2 separate regions of the Mus musculus genome follow, and region 2 is linked to region 1. A link is a loop called in an ENCODE intact Hi-C map of the cell type or tissue named here. Cell type or tissue: heart. All regions are shown on one strand.

Region 1 (5,000 bases):
TTTGTATAGCTTACATTTTTGAAATCTGCTAACAAGAGTCAGTGATCGCTGTTAATTTCCAGGTTGCTCATTTCCAGGCAAGGCATCGTCTGACTGCAGCTGACCCCAGTGCCCTGTGAAGTAGCTGCTGACTGTATCCCTGTTGTGCAGTTTTGGAAACTGAGGCCCAGAGGAGCAAAAAGTCACTTGCCTGAGATGGCAAGAGTGTTATTACTGTTTTAGGGTACAAATTGGGCTTCACTGTCCACCCCCAATAAGCCAAGGAGTAATGAGAAGCAGATAACGGTGGTTTACTCAGAGTGGCAGCCCTGGGAAGAGGAACAAATAAATAGGTCCAGTGACAGCGCCCCCCCCAAGGCCATCATTAGGGACTGACATACGACGTTCAGGTTTAAATAGATAGCCCCGTCCAAGGGGCGATCCTGCACGAGCATCATTGGCTTGTTATTGCCTAGGATCCAGTCCCTCCTGCAAGGTGGCCTGACAAGTTGTCAGAACAGTGTGAAATCTCTGTTCTCCCTCTTGCTGACACCAGCCTTCTGCCTTTTCCTGCTCCCAGCATGAGATTCCTGGGGAAATTCCAATTCCTTGGGGACAATTGTCTGATGGCCAAAGGGAGGGTCACAAGTGTCTCTCAGAATATTTTCTGTAGGGATTGTTACCGTTGCTGGTGAGTGGCAGGGCTGGACTTTGCACACAGGCTTCCTTGCTCCTGATCCAGTGCGTGAAACCCATGCCCTCTGCGGAGATACCACTGGTCCCAGCTCCATTGAGCGGTTTCTACTGTGACATGTATAAGTCACTTCACCTCTTTGGACCTCCCCTCAGTCGTCGGTCCAGTGGACTTCCTGTTCCTGGGCTCCCCTCTCTTCTTGCTGGCATTCTCCCTTTCTGTACCCATCTCGCTTTTGCCAGCAGAGCAACCAAGTAGCCATGTGGGGCGGGAGGACAGCACGGTCTCCACACTGGAGACCCACAGTTAAAAGAGCCCCTGCGGTGGGCCCGGTGCAGGCCCGCAGCAGCGGTGGCCAGATCTCTTGTGATGTAATGAGCGATTAGGAACTTCCTCTTGGAAGCCAGGCTTCCTCTGGGAGCCCGAGGTGCTGGCTCTGAGGTGGGGGGTTGGGGAGGTGGGGGGGAGCTAGGAGGAGGAAACTCCTGTCAGCTGGGCCAGCCCGCGTTCAGCAGAGGCTCGCTCGGCTGGCTCTGAGCTGCTGACCATTAACGTGGCCCTGTGTGCATTCTTTCTCTGCTTTTCTGAAGCAGCCAGGGGCAAGGACAGGCCCTCCCTCCCCTGTGAGGAAGGCCAGGACCATTAATGAATGCTGCTGGCTGGACTGGCTGCAAACCTGAAGCCATTTCTTCGGCCCCAAAGGACAAAGGAGAGTTCCTTGGAAACTCGTTTCTTCCCCTCAGTTTGATAACAAAAACTACTTATCTAATGGGCAAATAAGGCTTTAAAAGGGGTGTTAGGTTAACCAGATGCAGGGCCTGCGTAATTGTTCCCAGGCTCTGGAGCCACAGATGAAACGCTGCCGGTTGGATGAAGGGAACTTGAAGCCACAGGCATGACTTGGGACAGAAGAAAGTAGTTTTCCAGGAGAGTGGGAGGCCCCCATGCAAAGGGCTGAGAGAAAGCCCTAGGCTGATTTCCAGTTCTGCCACCAACTTGCTGTGTGACCCCTGAGCTAGTTGCTTTCTGGATTTTAGAGAGCTGGTCTCTTCTCTTCTCGGCACGCCACAGGGAGTGGATTTGGTTCTTGTCTGAAGCTTACTGCCAAGCAGTCTTTATTGGTTGTTTTTAATTGGTGGCAAGGACGGTGGTATAAGCTAGGGAGATGTGAAGCCCAGCAGATATTAGGGATACGGTGGGGACGGACCACCCCACAAACCTCCCGGGAGTGCTTTGTCTTCTCGCCAGACTGGGACATGTTTTGGTCCCTTCTTGGGATGGCCCACCCTGGGCATTTGTGGTCAGAAGGCGGAGAGAGGGCAGGAGAAGACATTTCACTGTGTTCGTGCTTTAGCTGGATCCTGTGAGGGAGCACACCACCGCGCTCCTGCACTTTGTTTTGACAGAAAATTGCTGATTCGAATAAGCTTAAAGACATTTCTTGGGATTCCACCGCTCTCCACCTCCTCCGGACTCCAGCCAGCCCCCTTGAGGTCCAGTACCCCCCTCCCACACACACAAAATTACATGTTGGTCTCTAGGCACCCTGGCTGGGCAGAGAGCTCTGGAGGAAGGCATGGCAGACTGTGGCTGGGCCGAGCAAGGGAGACGGCCTTTGTTGAGGCTGTTTGCCTGGTGCTCAGAGAAGGCTGCCACCACCCTCTGGTGGCAGGAATGTGGGTACCTCTGGGAGACAATGGGGGCGAGGGGCTGTCACCTGGGGGACCTTCTGAGACTCCTGTAGATGTCAGTAGCTACAGCCAAAACCTGCTTAGCCTAGTGTTTAGGTTGTGGTGACTCTTCTGGGGTGTATATATACACCCCGATTCCCATCGTTCCTGTCTTGGAAGTTCTCTCCTTCCTGTGTACCTACTCCTCAGGTTATCAACTGCCCTGATTCTCCTCCTCCTCTTCCTCCTCCTCTTCTTCCTTCCTCCTTCCTTTTCTTTGTATGTATTTACTGCAGTCTTAGGGGATGGAACCTGGGGCCTTGAACATGTAGCCCAGAACTCCTCACTGAGAGCTGCCGCCCACCTTTGCTATTGCATGTTTTATCAGCTGTTCTGCCTATGGAGAACTTCCCGCCTCTGCCTTTCAGTGGATTTTCTGTGTGTGACTTCCTTCTCCAAGCAGGCGCACTTAAGGGTGGTCCATTCTGCTGTGCGTTTGGTGTTTGTGGAGTTGGTTGGTTCCTTTCTTTGCTAACCCGTGTCCCTGAGAGAGCCACACCATCCCCCTGTTGGAGACCGGCTGAGCAGGGCTCCCAGCAAGGGACTGGCTAGAGTTTGCTGGGACATAGAAATTCAGAGCTGCACATTATAGCTACTTCCTCGGAGAGGACCGAGGCTGAGAAAGGAGGCAGTTAACTGATCCTGGCTAGAAGGCAGGGCTCCCAGCGTTTCTCCTCCCACCCACCCCTCCCAGCGGGACCCGTTGCTGGCTGGGAACTAGGCCAGGCCCTGAGCAGGCCAGGGATTGGGGAGGGGAGGGAGGAGGGAGAAGCGTGAGTTTCGGTCAGACCTCGGTCACCTTTGATGTTGCTCTGGTCTGACTCCCCCGGTATTTATTTGCAATTAAAGAGATGGTTCCTAATTAGGCTGGTGGCTGTGGAAGATGACAGGGCCAGAGCTTTGGAACCCCAAAGAGAGAAGGCTCTTTCTACAAGACACTGTCCCTGATGAGTAGAGTAGGGCCATGTGGGCTCATGGGTGCAGCCTGCCTGCTCTACATCACTGAAGCACACCAGCGCACAGCATACAGGTCTCCACAAAATTGAGTTCTTGGAGCTTGTGAGCGTTGAGCATGGAGCCACAGCTGGGCTCATTCTAGATCGTAAGTGTTCTTTCCATCCCTTCTGTTACAGGGCAGGTCGGTCACCACAGGTGCCAGTCCAGGAACTAACCGAGGTGCTTTACAGAGAGTGTAAAGGGCCCTCCCACTCACAGTCCTCTTGGAGCACCTCGAAGCTTGAGTCCCCTTGCCTGGGTTGTTGCAACAGGCCTGGAGCCAGTGAGCGAGATGACGGTCTCTTTCTGTGTATGCTTGATTTACTGTTTGAGTTTCTAGAGAGTCCAACAGTGGCCCCCGGTGAGCAGAGCCCTCGATGACTGATAAGTTCTTACAAAGGAAGAGAGGCGAGGTTTGGGTACATGGAGAAGCTTGCCAGTCAGGTGGCTGCAGCCATGTGTTTACCTCATTCAAGGATTTTAAGTCCTAGTCCCAACTTTGCCATCTCTGATGGGTGGCCTCAGGCAAATCATTATAACCCGGGTGCCACCTTCCAGAGATAAGGCCACTGAGGTCCACGTGTGGAACCCACAGGTCCTCTCTAGACCAAGGTTTCTTTAGTTTGTGTCAGGAGGAAATGTTTGAAAACAAATACCCACAGGACAAAACCAAGCAGATTGATCAGTGCTGTAGCTACCCACCCCATTCCCACTTAAACGTGGGGCTTGGGCATCAGTGCCATGGCTACCCACCCTATTCCCATTTAAACGTGTGGCTTGGGCTTGGGTGTAGCTCAGTGGTAGAGCTCCTACCAAGCAAGCCTAAAGGCCTGGGTTCACTCCCTCCCTCTCTCTCTCTCTCTCTCTCTCTCTCTCTCTCACACACACACACACACACACACACACACACACACGGGATCGGGGGAGAGACATACTCCCTCTAGGGAGCCCTGGGTATCCCTGCCAGGTGAGGTGATCCTGAGGAGCTCTAAAGCTGAGGGGGTTACCTTTAAGTCCTTGCCCACAACCCCTCCACTGTCCTCAGACCTGAGCCCACCTTCAGATCAGGCTTCCTGTGTGTAAGATACACAGACATTTGAGATGAGTTTTATTTCTTTTCTTCCCCTGCTTTAGTGTGTTCAGAGTCCCCGGGATATTTGCAGCCTTGGAGAAGGACCCCGAGAGGCCTGAGGCCCTTTGTTCATATGTGGGGAGTAGGCTATCCCCAGAGCCACTGACCCACAGTAGGCATGTGGTCCAGACCCAGAGAGGATGCTGTTGTAAAGAGAGGGCCTTACAGGGCAGCAGAATTTGGAAGCCAGTCAGCTTAATTTCCATAGGGTTGGAGATAGGTCTAGCCTGGACATCAGAGGCATATGGCAACATCCCTGTGAAGGATCCTGTGGCCAGGCTAGGGATCAAACAGGTACCTGAGAGAAACGGTAAGCCCCACTGGACTCCTAGCTGCAAAGCCTTCTAGACATTGGCAAGAAGAAAGTGTTCCCTCCCTGCCTATGGCTCCTATGCACACTCTCTGACTTGAAGCTGCTATTTTGACCTTGACACAAGGCTACTTTGAAACTAGTAGTCCCTTTCCTCAG
Region 2 (5,000 bases), 62 kb before region 1:
TGTTTAGGCTTGAAACTTCTGCTACCATGGTAAAGAGCTCAAAGCATCTGCTCTTATTGTAACCCAGAGGCAAGGCAACAAAATCTTCGTAAGAGAGAACATAATTGGCTTCTCTTTGTATTTATTATTTTATTTTGGGAGACTTTCGGAGACAGGGTCTTACGCAGGCCCAGGCTGGCTTCCAGGTCTCTGTGTAGCCCAGGAGAGCACTGAACTCCTGATTCTCTTTCCTCTACCTCCCAAGTGCTGTACTCATGGGTGTGCACAATCCTGTAGGCTCTCTTTGCGTTTTAGGATCATCAACTTCTTCAGGGATGAACGGAAGCTAAAAGACAAGTTTGTGTGGGCGCTTCTTGCCCACTTTTGATGTATGCACTTATTAGTAAGGATTTCCTAGAATCTTGAGAAACCAAGGCCAGGACAGCTACTCATATTCACCTTGGCCAAAATAGTGAAGGGTGGGTGTGACAATCGGCCCTGCAGCACTGGAGTACCTGGCTCCAGGTAAGACTCAGGGAAGTAGTCTGTATCTTTCCTACACACACGACCCTTCCCCCAGCGCACTTCCAGACCCGTTCCTGGACTTGCACACCACCTTCGCTACAGCAGTCCAGAGCACAGGTATCCTAAAGGGGATCACAAGTCCGCGCCCCATCCTCCCCACTCCGCCTCCCGCGGGGTGCGGCGTCAAGCCCCAGGCCAATGAGAGTAGCGGAATTTCTTTCATTGAGCTCGGGGCCCCGCTCCTGCCCGGAAAGGGGCGTGGTGCTGCGCCGGGGGTGGGGCCGCGGCGCGCCAGGGGAGGGCGGGGCCGGCCCTGCGGCTGGGCCAATCGGCGCCACGCCCGGGAGGGGGAGGGGGAACCAGGCCTTTTTTCCCCTCCGCGCGGGGCCAATCCTGACTTTACAAGCTTGAACTTTTGCCACCCTCGGACTAGCAAGCACGCCCGAGGAGGTACCCCGCCGCGCCGGCTCCAGGGCAGGAGCGGCCTTAACCCTTCCCATGCCGGGTCCCCAAGTCTGTCCCCAACTTGCCCCCGTTTTTATAGTGAAACATAACTGGGGAAAGCACGCCCCTCTATCACTCTCGAAGGGGCATAAGGTAAATCCTCGAAGGGAGAAGAAAGCGCCTGGCCTTGAGAGGAGCCTAGGACGCCAGGAGGGAGAGCCGGGGCGACCAGGAGGAGCCATCCAAGAGCACTCCTGCCTCTACCCCACCCTGTCCAAGTCCCCACCTCGGGCTATCCTGGAGCTCCCTCGATCACCCGCCCCCCAGTGTAGCCTAGGCGGAGAGACCCCTAATTTTGGGCAGGGGGTGCGTGGAGCCTTCATAGGACACGGAAGAAACCCGCTATCCCAACTTCGCCGCCGCCCCCCAACTCCCCAGAGACGGAGGGCAGGAAGGCGCACACACACGCCCATTTTTATTAGCCCGCGCTGAGGCTGGGGGTTTGGACTGACTCTAAAGTGCTATGCGCGTTTGCAAGTTTGGGCACAAGCCAGAGAGAGGCAAAGGGCCGCCTCGGAGTCCGGGTCGCGGTGGGTTCACCCAGCAGAGCTGGGCATCAGGGTGTGAGTGTTTGTTAGCGCGTGTGCGGGACGGCTGGTATCCGTGCCCAAGGCACGACGTGAGCTTGAGAGTGAGTCGCGGGCACTGTCAGCCTCGGGGCGGGGGTGCTGGGGCGGGCGAGGGGCGGGGGCCCGCGTTCGGCCCGCCCCGGGAACCAGCCCCCTCGGAGCCTCGGGCTCAGCAATGGGACGTGTTCTCCTTTAAGAGTTAAGAAACTTGAAACCTTGTTTGCGCAACAATCAGCGCCGCGGAGCCGCCAAAGTGTCTAGACTGGCATATGATGGGAGGCAGCCAATGACTCCGCGGCGCTCCTCCGGGGGCCCTCAGTGTGCGTTTGAGGAGAACAAAAAAGAGAGAGAGCGCCGAGAGGGGGAACGAGCGAGGGAGCTGAGTCCAGAGAAAGAGCCGCCGGGCGCTGCCTCGCCAAACCTCGCTGGGACCGCGGGGCCACCAGGAGGCACTTTGGTGAAGGGGGGGGGGGGCGACCTCGGCAGCCGCGGCGCCCGAAGCGACCCAGCGCAGCGTGGGGCGGGCTGCGACCTCTGCTTCGGTGGATTGCATTTTTAATTAAGGATTCCTAGCAGCTCTTTGGGATTTTTTTTTTCCGGCTTCCACTCATGTGTTGACACCCGCGTTCAGGAGAGACTTGCCCCAAGTGCACCGAGCGCCCGGGACCTGAGACGGAATTGCTTTTCGTGCGTGCAAAATCCAAGCATTTTGAGTTTTGTTTGGGACCTTTTTCTTGCTTTGCTTTTATTTCTATTTTTATTTTGTTGCAGGGATATGGGAGTTATCCACAAGCCTTAGTTTCGGATCCTGCAGGGAAAGCCCATGTAGCATAGCTTGGCTTTTGAAGGCAGAGTTGTGCAGACACATTTGGGGGCACGACGCAAGCGCTTTGTGCTCGTGTACCAGCCGCGCAACTTTTGAAGGCTCGCCGGCCCATGCAGGGTGTCTCTAGCATCGTTTCGCTGGTGGCTTCCCTAAGGCTCCAAAGCAGCTGGAGTTGAGCGGTCCCGGCCCATCGTGATCCATGTAGCCCGCTGGTCCCTCGCGGACTGAGGCTCAACACGCGCGTGTTCCCGGCCCGGCCCGGCCCGGCTTGGCCCGGCGCGAGCTCCCTCATGTTGCAGCCCTGCGGTGCCCCTTCGACGACAGGCTGTGCGCGGTCTGCACGGCGCCCCGCGGCAGAGCTTCATGTGGGGCTGCGGCCCGCTCAGCCGGCGCCTCGTTGAGGGAACGGACCCCCGGTAACCGGAGACCGCCTCCCCTCCCACCACCCCAGGCGCCAAAGGGTATCGTATGTTCAGGTCTAAACGTTCGGGGCTGGTGCGGCGACTTTGGCGAAGTCGTGTGGTCCCTGATCGGGAGGAAGGCAGCGGCGGCGGCGGTGGTGTCGACGAGGATGGGAGCCTGGGCAGCCGAGCTGAGCCTGCCCCGCGGGCACGAGAGGGCGGAGGCTGCAGCCGCTCCGAAGTCCGCTCGGTAGCCCCGCGGCGGCCCCGGGACGCGGTGGGACCGCGAGGCGCCGCGATCGCGGGCAGGCGCCGGCGCACAGGGGGCCTCCCGAGGCCCGTGTCGGAGTCGGGGGCCGGGGCTGGGGGCTCCCCGCTGGATGTGGCGGAGCCTGGAGGCCCAGGCTGGCTGCCTGAGAGTGACTGCGAGACGGTGACCTGCTGTCTCTTCTCCGAACGGGACGCAGCAGGCGCGCCCCGGGACTCTGGCGATCCCCAAGCCAGACAGTCCCCGGAGCCGGAGGAGGGCGGCGGGCCTCGGAGTCGCGAAGCCCGCTCGCGACTGCTGCTTCTGGAGCAGGAGCTCAAGACGGTCACGTACTCGCTGCTCAAGAGGCTCAAGGAGCGTTCGCTGGACACGCTGTTGGAGGCTGTGGAGTCCCGAGGCGGCGTACCGGGCGGCTGCGTGCTGGTGCCGCGCGCCGACCTCCGCTTGGGCGGCCAGCCCGCGCCACCGCAGCTGCTGCTCGGCCGCCTCTTCCGCTGGCCAGACCTGCAGCACGCAGTGGAGCTGAAACCCCTGTGCGGCTGCCACAGCTTTACCGCCGCCGCCGACGGGCCCACGGTGTGTTGCAACCCCTACCACTTCAGCCGGCTCTGCGGGCCAGGTGAGCGTGCGCAGGGTCGCCTCGACCTCCGACTCTACCGTCCTGTTCCCTTTCCCTTTCCCAATCTCTTTGTTGGATACACTAGGGATGCTCCCCCCCTCCCGACCGCCCCCCTCCCCCGGTACTGGGAGCCTGCAGGGGATTGAGGAAAGTTGAGGGCTAGATGTCTGCAGTTTCAGATGGTAACTTTATTTTGTGGCGCCGGCGAAGTGAGAAAGGGACACGTTCGGGTTTCCATATGCAGCCTCTGGGATTTAAAGATTGCAGCTCTGTGAAACGGGATAGTAAGCCATGGAGAGGCTAAAGGTGGAAATGCCACCTCTCCTTTGGGGACTCACCTCAGTCGGTACATAGCTTTTAGCATTTGTAAGCATATCCTATACCCCTGATCTGCTCTTCCCCACCCAGGTAGGTATGGCTGTGAAGCTGTCAGTAGGGAAATCACGCCTAACGTCAGAAGTGTTTGCAAAGATGTTTGACTTTGTCCCTTTCTGTAGTTTTAGCCCAGACTCTGCAGGGCAAACCCTCTTGTTTGCAACATCCTTTGGGATGGAATGCCAGGCTCTTCCATCGTCAAGGCTCTTAATTCTGGCCTTTAGCTTACCTCTGAGGGACCTGAGGCATCTGGGAGTCAGAGGCTGCTAGCTCTTTTGTTACCCTGAGAACTGGCCCCTTTGTTCTCCTGGGATCTTCTGCACACACCCTACCTTAACTTAGCCTTGCTTAGCTAGGCAGGCTCAGGTGCAGGAGCAGAGGTGAGGAGAGCTGAAAGGCCCTGACAGGCCAGAAAGTGTACACACACACACACACACACACACACACACACACACACACTTTCTGTACCACGAGGAACACTCGCTGTAGGTGTAGGTGAATGCATCCAATGGCGTTGCATTTGCAGGAGAAAATGGAACAGGCAGTTACAGGCTGGCTGTTGGCTCTGGTCAGCTCTTGGGTCTCCTCAGTGTGGGCTGGCAGCATCGGAAGCCTGACTTCTCCCCTGTATAGAGGAGGGCCTAGTGACGAGAAAGGAAGTTTCCCTCCTATTATTTTGGCTCCTGATGTACTTCCCTCATGGTCTCTCCAGGTACAGTGTAGACACTCTGGGTAGACCTTGGCCTGTGTCTGCGCTGGGCTTTCTGTGCCTGGAGGCTCATTGACAGCTTCCCCTGTTGTAAACTGCTACCTCTTTCTCTGGGGAGGAGGACTCTTATTTGTGGTTGTATTGCCTCCCTTGTATTTTTGTTTGGGAGATCGATGGTGGGACCTACTACACTCTTCTAATAAGGCCCTAGTGAATTATTTGTCT

Evidence for each region. Peaks named below come from ENCODE experiments on the same cell type or tissue, not always from the same donor. Only the 100,000 strongest peaks of a DNase experiment are listed, where the experiment ranks them.
Region 2: a loop joins it to region 1, with 5 times the contacts of the local background. A loop is called at or near these places in 14 of 42 quality-filtered maps.

Annotation. Positions count from the first base shown.
Region 1 is chr9:63,956,620-63,961,619 of GRCm38, reverse strand. All of the region lies in intron 3 of Smad6 (SMAD family member 6), which reads left to right. Among named protein-coding and RNA genes, the nearest start is that of Gm36033, 15 kb to the right of the region's middle. RefSeq lists an enhancer at 69-3,305. In heart, a CTCF peak has its summit at 2,350 (motif pointing left); DNase peaks (open chromatin) are centred at 889, 1,939, 2,299 and 3,129; H3K4me3 peaks cover 2,691 bases; H3K27ac peaks cover 4,675 bases.
Region 2 is chr9:64,018,896-64,023,895 of GRCm38, reverse strand. Smad6 (SMAD family member 6) reads left to right here and starts at 1,837. Exons shown (of 4, transcript NM_008542.3): 1 at 1,837-3,691. The coding sequence starts at 2,872. In heart, CTCF peaks have their summits at 746 and 1,985 (motif pointing right); DNase peaks (open chromatin) are centred at 835, 1,385, 1,835, 2,745 and 1 weaker place; H3K4me3 peaks cover 4,724 bases; H3K27ac peaks cover 5,000 bases.